Linked DNA regions of Homo sapiens: region 2 is linked to region 1. The links are chromatin contacts, found by Hi-C or POLR2A ChIA-PET in ENCODE. All regions are on one chromosome and are shown on one strand. The core of a region is the stretch at or near the end of the contact, and the rest is flanking DNA. Distances in the headings are between cores, read along the strand shown.

Evidence for each region. Hi-C counts contacts between places; a loop is a spot of excess contacts on that map. ChIA-PET counts read pairs that join two places held with the same protein, here RNA polymerase II (POLR2A).
Region 2: a map of sigmoid colon shows a loop between it and region 1 (2.1-fold over the local background). The contact joins two enhancer-like sites. A Hi-C loop is called at or near these places in 1 of 168 maps with a recorded cell type or tissue (sigmoid colon). POLR2A ChIA-PET finds 5 or more read pairs at or near these places in 3 of 52 experiments (MCF 10A, Panc1 and activated CD4-positive, alpha-beta T cell).

What each region holds. Positions count from the first base shown.
Region 1 is chr1:229,000,944-229,005,578 of GRCh38, reverse strand. No RefSeq gene overlaps it. Among named protein-coding and RNA genes, the nearest start is that of LINC02815, 150 kb to the left of the region's middle. Within about 2 kb of position 1,843, at least 4 of the 41 ENCODE cell types and tissues checked have a DNase peak (open chromatin) inside an H3K27ac peak, as active enhancers do.
Region 2 is chr1:229,197,294-229,201,928 of GRCh38, reverse strand. No RefSeq gene overlaps it. Among named protein-coding and RNA genes, the nearest start is that of LINC02815, 45 kb to the right of the region's middle. RefSeq lists an enhancer at 3,708-4,207. Within about 2 kb of position 1,833, at least 10 of the 41 ENCODE cell types and tissues checked have a DNase peak (open chromatin) inside an H3K27ac peak, as active enhancers do.

The sequences.
Region 1 (4,635 bases), core at 594-3,093:
ATTTAACAGCTGTGTGATCTTGGGTAAGTTAGAAGTCCCTGTAATTCTCGGTTTCCTTCTCTATGACATGAGAATAATGCATGCTTGACAGGCTTGTGTAAGGACAAAATGAAGTCATGTGTGCGAAAACCCTAGGGATGTGTCAGATACAGAGGAAGTGTGCAGTCATTGTTAGCCTCATGTACACACTCACACACACTCTCACACTCACACCATCACACCCTTCACACCACACATCCTCTCACACATCACACACACACACCAAACACACTGGCACACAGGCCGTACACACTCACACATGCACATCCTGCAGGTCCCTGAGGCGCAGGCACTATGCTTGGGCAGCATTCTGAAAGTACAGCAGGACCCATGGCCAGTGCAAAGGAGGGTTAGGGGGCACTTTACACTCCCTGGCAGAAGGTCTGAAGGGACTCTGAAGCCAAAACAGATGTAAGGAATTTGAGAAAACACTGGCAAGAAGGGCGTGGTGGCTCACACCTGCAATCCCAGCACTATGGGAGGCCAGCCTGGGCAACATGGCAAAACCCCGTCTCTAGAAAAGCATAAAAAATCAGCCAGGGTTGGTGGTGTGTTTTCACTCAGCTACTTGGGAGGCTGAGGCGGGAGGATTGTTTGAGCCCAGGAAGTTGAGGCTACAGTGAGCCGTGATCACACCACTGCACTCCAGCCTGAGCAACAGAGTGAGACCTTGTCTCAAAAAAGAAAGAAAGAAAGAAAAGACACTGGTGTTAGCTTTCAAGTCTTTAGAACTTGCTCCTACAGGGTCTTGATGCGATGGACAAAAGCAGCTGAATCGAGCAGTAACAGGTGTGTGAACGAATCCTCCTACGCGTACCCCTCACGTCTGTGTTCTGCCCACTTCTGCAGAGAATCTCTGCCCCAAGCCAGGCCAAGGGACCTCTTTACATGAGCAGCCAAGGGACAGAGACCTCTGGCTTCCCCAGGTGGGCCGGGGAAGCACAGAACAGCCAAGGGTGTCCCGATGTCTATTCACAGTGTATCTTCTTCCATCTTGAAAGTGCGTCACTTGTGGAAGGAACAAAACGCCATTACCCTCTATCTCATGGAGAAGCAGAGGTAAAAAGCAGAGAAGCGCTGTTTTACCCCAGCCTTCCTTATCTCTCTCAGCCATACTGGAAGCCCCCAAGGACGCATGATTATCTCAGGGTGACTGATGCTCTCTCTTTCCTTAATGCCACACACATAAGTCCACACTTTCAGCAGAAGAAAATACATAAGTGAGTGTAACAGAACAAGAGCCAGCTATGCATGCTTACATAATATTGTTTTGGGGCCTGTAAAACCCTGACTAGAAAAAATATTCCTTGTGCTCATGCCCGGGAGTCCACTCACAGCTCTGGTCTAGTCCCTTCAGTGTGGTGTTTTGATGCTGTTAGAAAGCAAAATGCCCCTGAGAAAGGGTACAGCTTGTGAAAAATCTGCAGGCATGAAGGCTGTGAGGGCTTTGTTAGAGGCGGGAAGAGCATCTGTTATTGGCCAACGAAGGTGGGTTCATTTCTGCATTAGCTCTGTGAGCCCAACCCTGAGCCAGACACCAAGATACTCGGTAAAGTAACCCCTTAGTAATGGTTTCTGGTTGGACCATCTCCAGAGCCCTAGGAAAGCCCATGAAAGGAGCTGCCATCTGACGTGGTGTTGGCCTGCAGCCCTTGCTCGAGGCTGAGGAGGACATCTGGGCCTTCCGCTGCCTGGGTGTTTGCCTGGTGAACAATGGCTGTAGCCAGAGTGTCTCCTCAGAGTCAGGCCCCGGGCTCTGTGACCTCAGGAGGTCAATAAATATTTGTTGACCGACAGACTCCACTGCTTGTCTTATTACAGACACACAGGGGGCCTGCCACTGCTGGCCAAACCCCAGTGTGGCCCCATCAGAAAACACAGGACAATAAACAGAGACGGATGGTCTGCCAGGAAAGACAGTGTCTTCCATTTGGTCATCCTCTTCCCAGCTGTGCCCTTCATTGAAGTTACAGGGCAGAGCGAGTGGCCTCACCAGGCCTCGGGGGCACCAGGACCTGAGGCACCTCCTTCCTCCCTCCCCTCCCCCTGTCCCGAGGTGTGATGGACAAAGGGAAACCCCGCCGGGGTGCCGGCTGATTAACCTCCCTTTCACACTGGCCTGGTGCGGGGCCTGGGCCGAAGTTCCACAGAGTTAGCAGATGTACTTCTAATTATTTATTAGGACTTCTCTCAGTGTGGCTCTTCTAATGAGACACTCTAAACTCCCAGAGGCTCGCCCGCAGGGGAATCATACAGCCACAGTTTGCAGGCAGGAAAGGCATGTCTCCATCACCACCCAGCTTTTGCCTGAATTTAGGTATGCTGTTATGTGTAAAGCGTAGAAAGTCACAGGTTTAAACACTAAGCCAGGAGACCTGGCGGCTGGAATGGCCTAAATGTTGACTTCATGGACTGAATTGTGTCCCCCCAAATTCATCTTGAATTCTTAATCCTCAGGACCTCAGAATGTGACTGTATTTGGAAACAGGATCTTGAAGAGGTAATTGAGTTAAAACAGGGATGGGCTAATCCAATCTGACTGGTGTCCTTATAAGAAGAGGAGACTGGACACAAACACAAACAGGGAAATTGTGTGAGGACACAGGGAGAAAATGACCAACTGCAAGCCAAGGAGAAGCTACCCTGGTAACACCTTGATCTTGGACTTCCAGCTTTGCAGAATCACAAGAAAATACATGTCTGTTGTGTAAGCCACCCAGTCTAAGCGGCTCTGATATGGCAGCCCTAGCAGACTAATGCAGTGGCCCTGGGGAATGTTGTCCTTTATACCCGGGGCTTCACAGCTTACCATGTGTGCCATGGCTAGTGGCTTGTGCAGTCTGCACCACAGGCCTGAAGGGCAGGTCAAGAAGTATTACAGGACTCCTGCCCCTTATCTAAAACTACTGGGAACAAATGTGTTTGGACTTCAGGATTCCTCAGATTTCAGAAAGATCAAGCATGCATATACCACAAATTATTGAACACTGAGTGAGTCTGACATAGCACCCATAATTAAACACACGAACACTTCTGAAATGAAACAGGATGCGTGTGTGTAGAGATAGATGTCTAGATATAGATATGTAATTGCACTGAGGGATTTATATAGTTTGGATATTTGTCCTCCCCAAGCCTCATGTGAAATTTGATCCCCAGTGTTGGAGGTGGGGCCTAGTGGGAGGTGTTTGGTCATGGGGGGCTGATCCCTCATGAATGGCTTGATGCCCTTCCCCAAGATAATGAGTGATTTTTATTCTATGAGTTCACGTGAGAGCTGAGAGCTGGTTGTTTGAAGGAGTCTGACACCTTCTCCCCGCCCTCTTGCTCCCTCTTTCTTGCCATGTGACATGCCTGCTCCCCCTTCACTTTCTGCCATGATTGGGAGCTTCCTGAGGTCCTCACCAAAAGCAGATGTCAGCGCCATGCTTCTTGTATAGCCTGTGGAACTGTGAGCCAAAGAAACCTCTTTTCTTTATAAATTACCCAGCCTCAGGTCAGCAGCACAAAACAGACTTAGACAGGGATACATATAGAATATATATAACCTCCTGTTTGTTCATATGAAATTTTGCCACCAAAACAGTTAGTACTAAGTGGATAAATACTTTTTTGGTTTGGGGAACTTTAGAAATATGCATAGGGTATTATGGACTTGTCTAATACCCCCACCCCCACCTCCTGACTTTCATAGATGAAGAAATCAAGACTCAGAGGGTAAGCAGTTCATTGGAGATCACTTGACTCATGGAAGAGCAGCTTGGCTCTTAACTTCTGTCTCCTAACTCCAAGATCCATTTCCTTCCACATGAGCCTAGAGGGCCTCCCTATAGGGTTTATTCACCACCAGCTGCTTGCAGATGCCTTCCTATGTACACATCACCCACATCCTTCCTCCACACCTTGCTACCTCCCGGCTCCACCTTGAACACCTGGCAGCTGTCAACAGACATTATCTTCTAGGCTCACTTCTCTGACCTCTCTGACTCTCACAGTTTTGGAACTAGAAATGATTTTAAAGATTATTCTAGCATGGTAGCCTGCTGATGTTTTTAAAGAATCAAGCCCTTTATTTTTCCAGTGTAATCATACATCTCGGATTATCAAACAAATACAGCAGAGCTTCAAAGTGAGCTGTACAAGGTAAGCCTGGCGTCCTTTCTTAGCCCAACCAGCCAGAGAGATCTGAGGTACTGTTACTGCAGCAAATCCGTATCTGTGCAGTCTGCAGCAACCTCGATTCTTGCCTCCTCAGAAGAAAGAATTCAACTGAGGGGCATAAGTCATAAGGTGTAAGGGAAAACTGAGGCAAGGTGTTTTGTTTGTTTGTTTGTTTTGAGACGGAGTCTCACTCTGTCATCAAGGCTGGAGTGTAGTGGCATGATCTCAGCTCGCTGCAACCTCCGCTTCCTGGGTTCAAGCGATTCTCCTGCCTCAGCCTCCTGAGTAGCTGGGACTGCAGGTGCATGCCACCGCGCCCAGCTAAATTTTTATTTTCAGTAGAGATGGGGTTTCACCATATTGGTGGCCAGGCTGGTCTCGAACTCCTGACCTCAGGTGATCCACCTGCCTCGGCCACCCAAAGTGCTGGGATTA
Region 2 (4,635 bases), core at 584-3,083, 200 kb before region 1:
ACACTAATGGAATAGAATCATAAAGGCAGTTGTTTGCTTATAGCAAGTTTTATTCCTGAAAAAAAAGGGCACTCATAATTATTAATAGTATAACCACTCTTTATTTTAGTAGAAAAAAGGTTTAATATAAAGAATGATGCAATTACAAAATTGTTGGAAATGTTGGAGGAACAAAAGTCAAGAATAGCTGTTGGATTTGAGGAAATTAGAAAGTGCTAGAATTGTAGGATGCTACCTCTAGGAAGTCGGCTATCTGCTGAATTAAGGCAGGTAACTCACTGGAGCTCTCCTAGACACTACAAACCCTGTGTCTGCCATCTGATCACACACCTAACCACTGCTGTTAGAGAAGAATAATGCTTTATCCTTTGCTTTCATCTTCCAAATATCAGCTACCTGCCAGTGCCTCTCAATGGCAGAAGCTAGACTAGAACCTTCCTGTAAAGAAAGTAAAAGACATGCAATTGCTGAAGGCCAGGAGTTCAAGACCAGCCTGGGGAACATGGCAAGACCCGGTCTCTACTAAAAATAAGAAAAAAAAAAAAAAAAAAAAAAAAAAAAAGAAAAAGTATAAGACATGCAAGTTTCAGGGTACCAGCCCTCGTAATACAGAAAATATCAGAAGGGTAAGAATAGCAATAGACAGTAGAAGGCAAAATGCAGCAGCCTGGAAAAACTAATGCTTGAATCTGGAGGAGAGATAGGACTTGAGTATGTAAGGGAATTGATAATGTCTTTGCAAGTGGTGAGCGGAGCAATATGACTAGATCCTGCACACTCCAACCTGCCTAGAGGTTTCTGGCTCCAAAGTGCTCACTAAATGCATGACAAATGAATGTAGGAGGGAATGGGTGTGGTATATTCATGGAAGGAGACATCTGAACAGAAAGAGTGTATTAAAGATTAGGACATGATGCTGTCTCACATGGTGTTTTACAGTTTTCAAAGTAAGTTCACATGTGTTAGCTTTGACTCTTTTGAAGTGTTGGTAGGGTGGGGTAGATTATTGGGGTGCTTGAAAACAGGCATGAGCATTTAACTTTGAGGTATTGAAGACAATGACTGGGCCGGGCTCGGTGGCTCACTCCTGTAATCCCAGCACTTTGGGAGACTGAGACGGGTGGATCTTTTGAGGTCAGGAGTTCAAGACCAGCCTGGCCAACATGGTGAAACCCCATCTCTACTAAAAATACAAAAATTAACTGGGAGTGGTGGCGGGCACCTGTAATCCCAGCTACTCGGGAGACTGAGGCAGGAGAATTGCTTGAACCTGGGAAATGGAGGTTGCAGTGAGCTGAGATCGCGCCGCTGCACTCCAGCCTGGGTGATAGAGCAAGACTCTGTTTCAAAAAAAGAAAGAAAACAATGACTGACATTCACTTACTATATGCTTGGCTTTCCATACTTGACCTTGCTTTTCTTTACTGCTCCATACTTGAGTACAATCACGGCTGAAGTCGTTTTTATTGTTCATTTTCTACAGAAAAGGAAACTGAAGTTTAGAAATGTTAGGCGACTTGTGACAAAGCCAGAATCTGAACTCAGGGTGACAAACTCCAGGTCCCGGCAATTTAACTTCACTTTGAGTTGCTGCCCAGGGCAAGAGGGGGCCAGGAATTCCATTTCTCAGGAAGCACAAAATTACTTAGCAAAAGGGTTCTCTTGCCTGAGGCTCCGTGTAACAGAAACTCGTGCCCAGCAGTGAGTACTTGGGGGGCTTGACTGCCTTTTCCTCTCCTTGGTCTCAACTTCTGAAGCTATAAAAAGAAGGGATTGTACTGGAGCAGGGTCGGCCGGCTGTGGCTAGTGGGTCACCTCTGGCCCACTGCCTGTGGCTGTGGGTGCGGTTTGATCGGCACACTGCTGCCTGTGTGCTTACTTCCTGTTTATGTTGTTTTCGCTTTACAGTAGCAGAGTTGAATAGTTGTGACAGGGATCATATAGCCTGCAAAGCCTCCACATTTACTCTCTGACCCTTTACAGACACGTTTGCTGACTTGTGGCTGAGAGGGTCTAGCCAGGCTCTCCCAGGTTTGTACTCTGGGATTGTAACATCGGTGCATAAATTCCCAGGTTAACTGTCAAGCCCTTGCCAGCGGCCCGTTTACTTCAAGAAATATTTCTACCAAATCCCTTTGCAGAAGCTCCCTTGAGGTGTGTAAGACCCACAAAATTGCTGACCATCCTTGTTGTCCACAGCCCACTGCACCCAGGCAGGCCAGAGAAGGGAAGGGAGGATATCCTGTTTCCAGGAACTGAAACCTAACACCATGAACCTGTCCTCTATCACATGGAGAAAGTGGGCCCCCTGACGAACGCCCAGGAATCTTCCTACCATTGGCAGGTGCAGGGAACCTAGGACCTAATATCCTCGTGATCCTTGGGAGGCTGAGTCCCCAGGAGAGGATGCCAGGCCAAGGGGACCTGAGCTGGGATGGTCCTGGCTGGACCAGTCCTTGCTTGGCACTACTGCTATGTCCTCAGGTGAGGCAGCAATGGTGGCCTGAGGCTAAAAAGTGGACCGTCTGGTTTTGCAGGTACCTGTAGTCTTCCACGTTAGTTTCTGATAAACTCACCTGTGGCAGAAATTGCCCAGGTAATTCCAGTGTCTGCTTCCACCCCCAGGTCGGCACCTGGACAGCACCCCTTTTGTGTATGCATAAAGAACCTCTCTTTCCATTGATGACGCTTATTGCAGATTTAGTCCCAAGATAACTGGGGACTAAATTTAAGAAAGCTTGCATGCTTTTTTGAAGACTACGATAGTAAGAAATGGATCTTACAGTGTAAATCAATACATATATACCCAGTATTGATAGGCATATCCGTGCCTGTGTATGTGTGTCTGTGTGTGTGTGTGTGTGTGTGTGTGTGTACATGCCATTTGTATGTATATGTGCATGTAAAAGCAAAACAAAAGTTTCTGGAAAAAATACTTATCCTCAATGATGTATCGTTGTTCCTTGGTATCCATGGGGATTTGGTTCTAGGATCCCTTGAGGATACCAAAATCCATGGATGCTCAAGTCCCTGTTATAAAATGGTGTAGTAGAAGCATGTAACCTATGAGCATCCATCTGTATGCTTTGAATTGCCTCCAGATTACTTATGATACCTAATGTAATGTAAATGCTGTGGAAATCATTGTTATACTGTATTGTTTAGGGAATAATGACAAGAAAAAACATCTGTACATGTTCAGTATAGACACAGTTTATTCTCCCAATACTTTTGACCTCTATTTGGTTGAATCCACGGACGTGTGACCTGCAGATGTGGAGGACTGACTGTACTCACTTTGGTGTTTTCTATTCCATGTTATATTTTTGTTAATAAAATCCTAGTTTCAATCTACAAAAGTGATTTCTCAAGAAAATGTTATGACTTGCAGTTTGGAAACATTGCTTTAGATAATGTGTGGTATGTGGCAAGGGCTGTTTTCTTTCGTTATTTTCCAATAATGTTTAATGGCAGGGCACTTTGGGAACACTGGCTTGTATCACGAGGACTATCTTTCATGTCCATGCAGCTGTAAGTGTCCTTGGGCAAGTTGCTTCTCCCCAGGGACCCCAATTTCCTTATACATAAAATGGAGAGTTAGGATTAGGCCAAGCGTCCTTTGAGCTCTGAGAATCTGAAGTTCTATGCCGTACCTGTCCTTCGGGTGTCAGGAATACCTGTCACGTAGTTTTTAAGGTAACATTTGAGGTATCACCGATCTGAGGAGGCATGGGATATTTCTGGATGCTTTTCCATTGAGGCCCTGAATCCTGAACAAAAGGGGCTTGTTAGGAAGAACACAGGCCGTGGAGTTTATTGGCTCTACTGGTCTGTATTGCAATATCAGGAATATTCAGATCCACTTAATGACTCTTTCCCTTAATCGTCGTAATGACTGGTGACGCGTCCATGTGCTCTGCTCATGAGGAGCTGCAGGTGCTGAGAGCCCGAGCTCCTTGAGTGGAGCTGGCACGAGACTCCAGGCCTTCTGCCTCAAGCTCATGGGACCACACGGCTCCAGAAAGGGTGGGCAGTGATATCCCCAAATTGTAGAAATCAGAGATGGAGAACATGGCCTGTTTCAGGGTCCCTGCCAGCCCTCAGATGGTTTTTGTCTATTGTAGGAAACCTGTCAAGCACAATGCCTGCTGTGGGAGCCACCTTCTCCAACTGACACCGCCTGACCCCAGCTTCCAGCTCACTCCCCGCTCTGTGAAGGAAGCAGCTCCAGGTAGTATGTGTGTGTGTGCGTGTGTATGTGTGTTTGTATACAGGGGTGGCTATACCTGAACCAGAGGTGTGCCCCACTGCAGGCTGGACGGCCTAACAGGTTCTGCTCAAGAGATGACAGGCCGTCAGCTACACCAGCCGTCCAGCTCTCTGCATCCCTAAGCAGACCATGACAGACAGCAGGCATGGAGCTGCGAGGGCCATAAGAGTGAGGCCTGAGTCCAGTCTGCCCCAGCCACTGCTTGTATTCCAGGCCCGGGCTCCCTCAATCCTCACTGCAAACTCCTTCTCAGGGTGGCCTGAGTGTGGCTCAGCCCCCTCACATTTGCACCCATTACTCTGAATCATACAGGAAGTAAGGGAAAAGATGGAAGTTCCCAACTTCCCAACTTCAGCTTCTTCCTC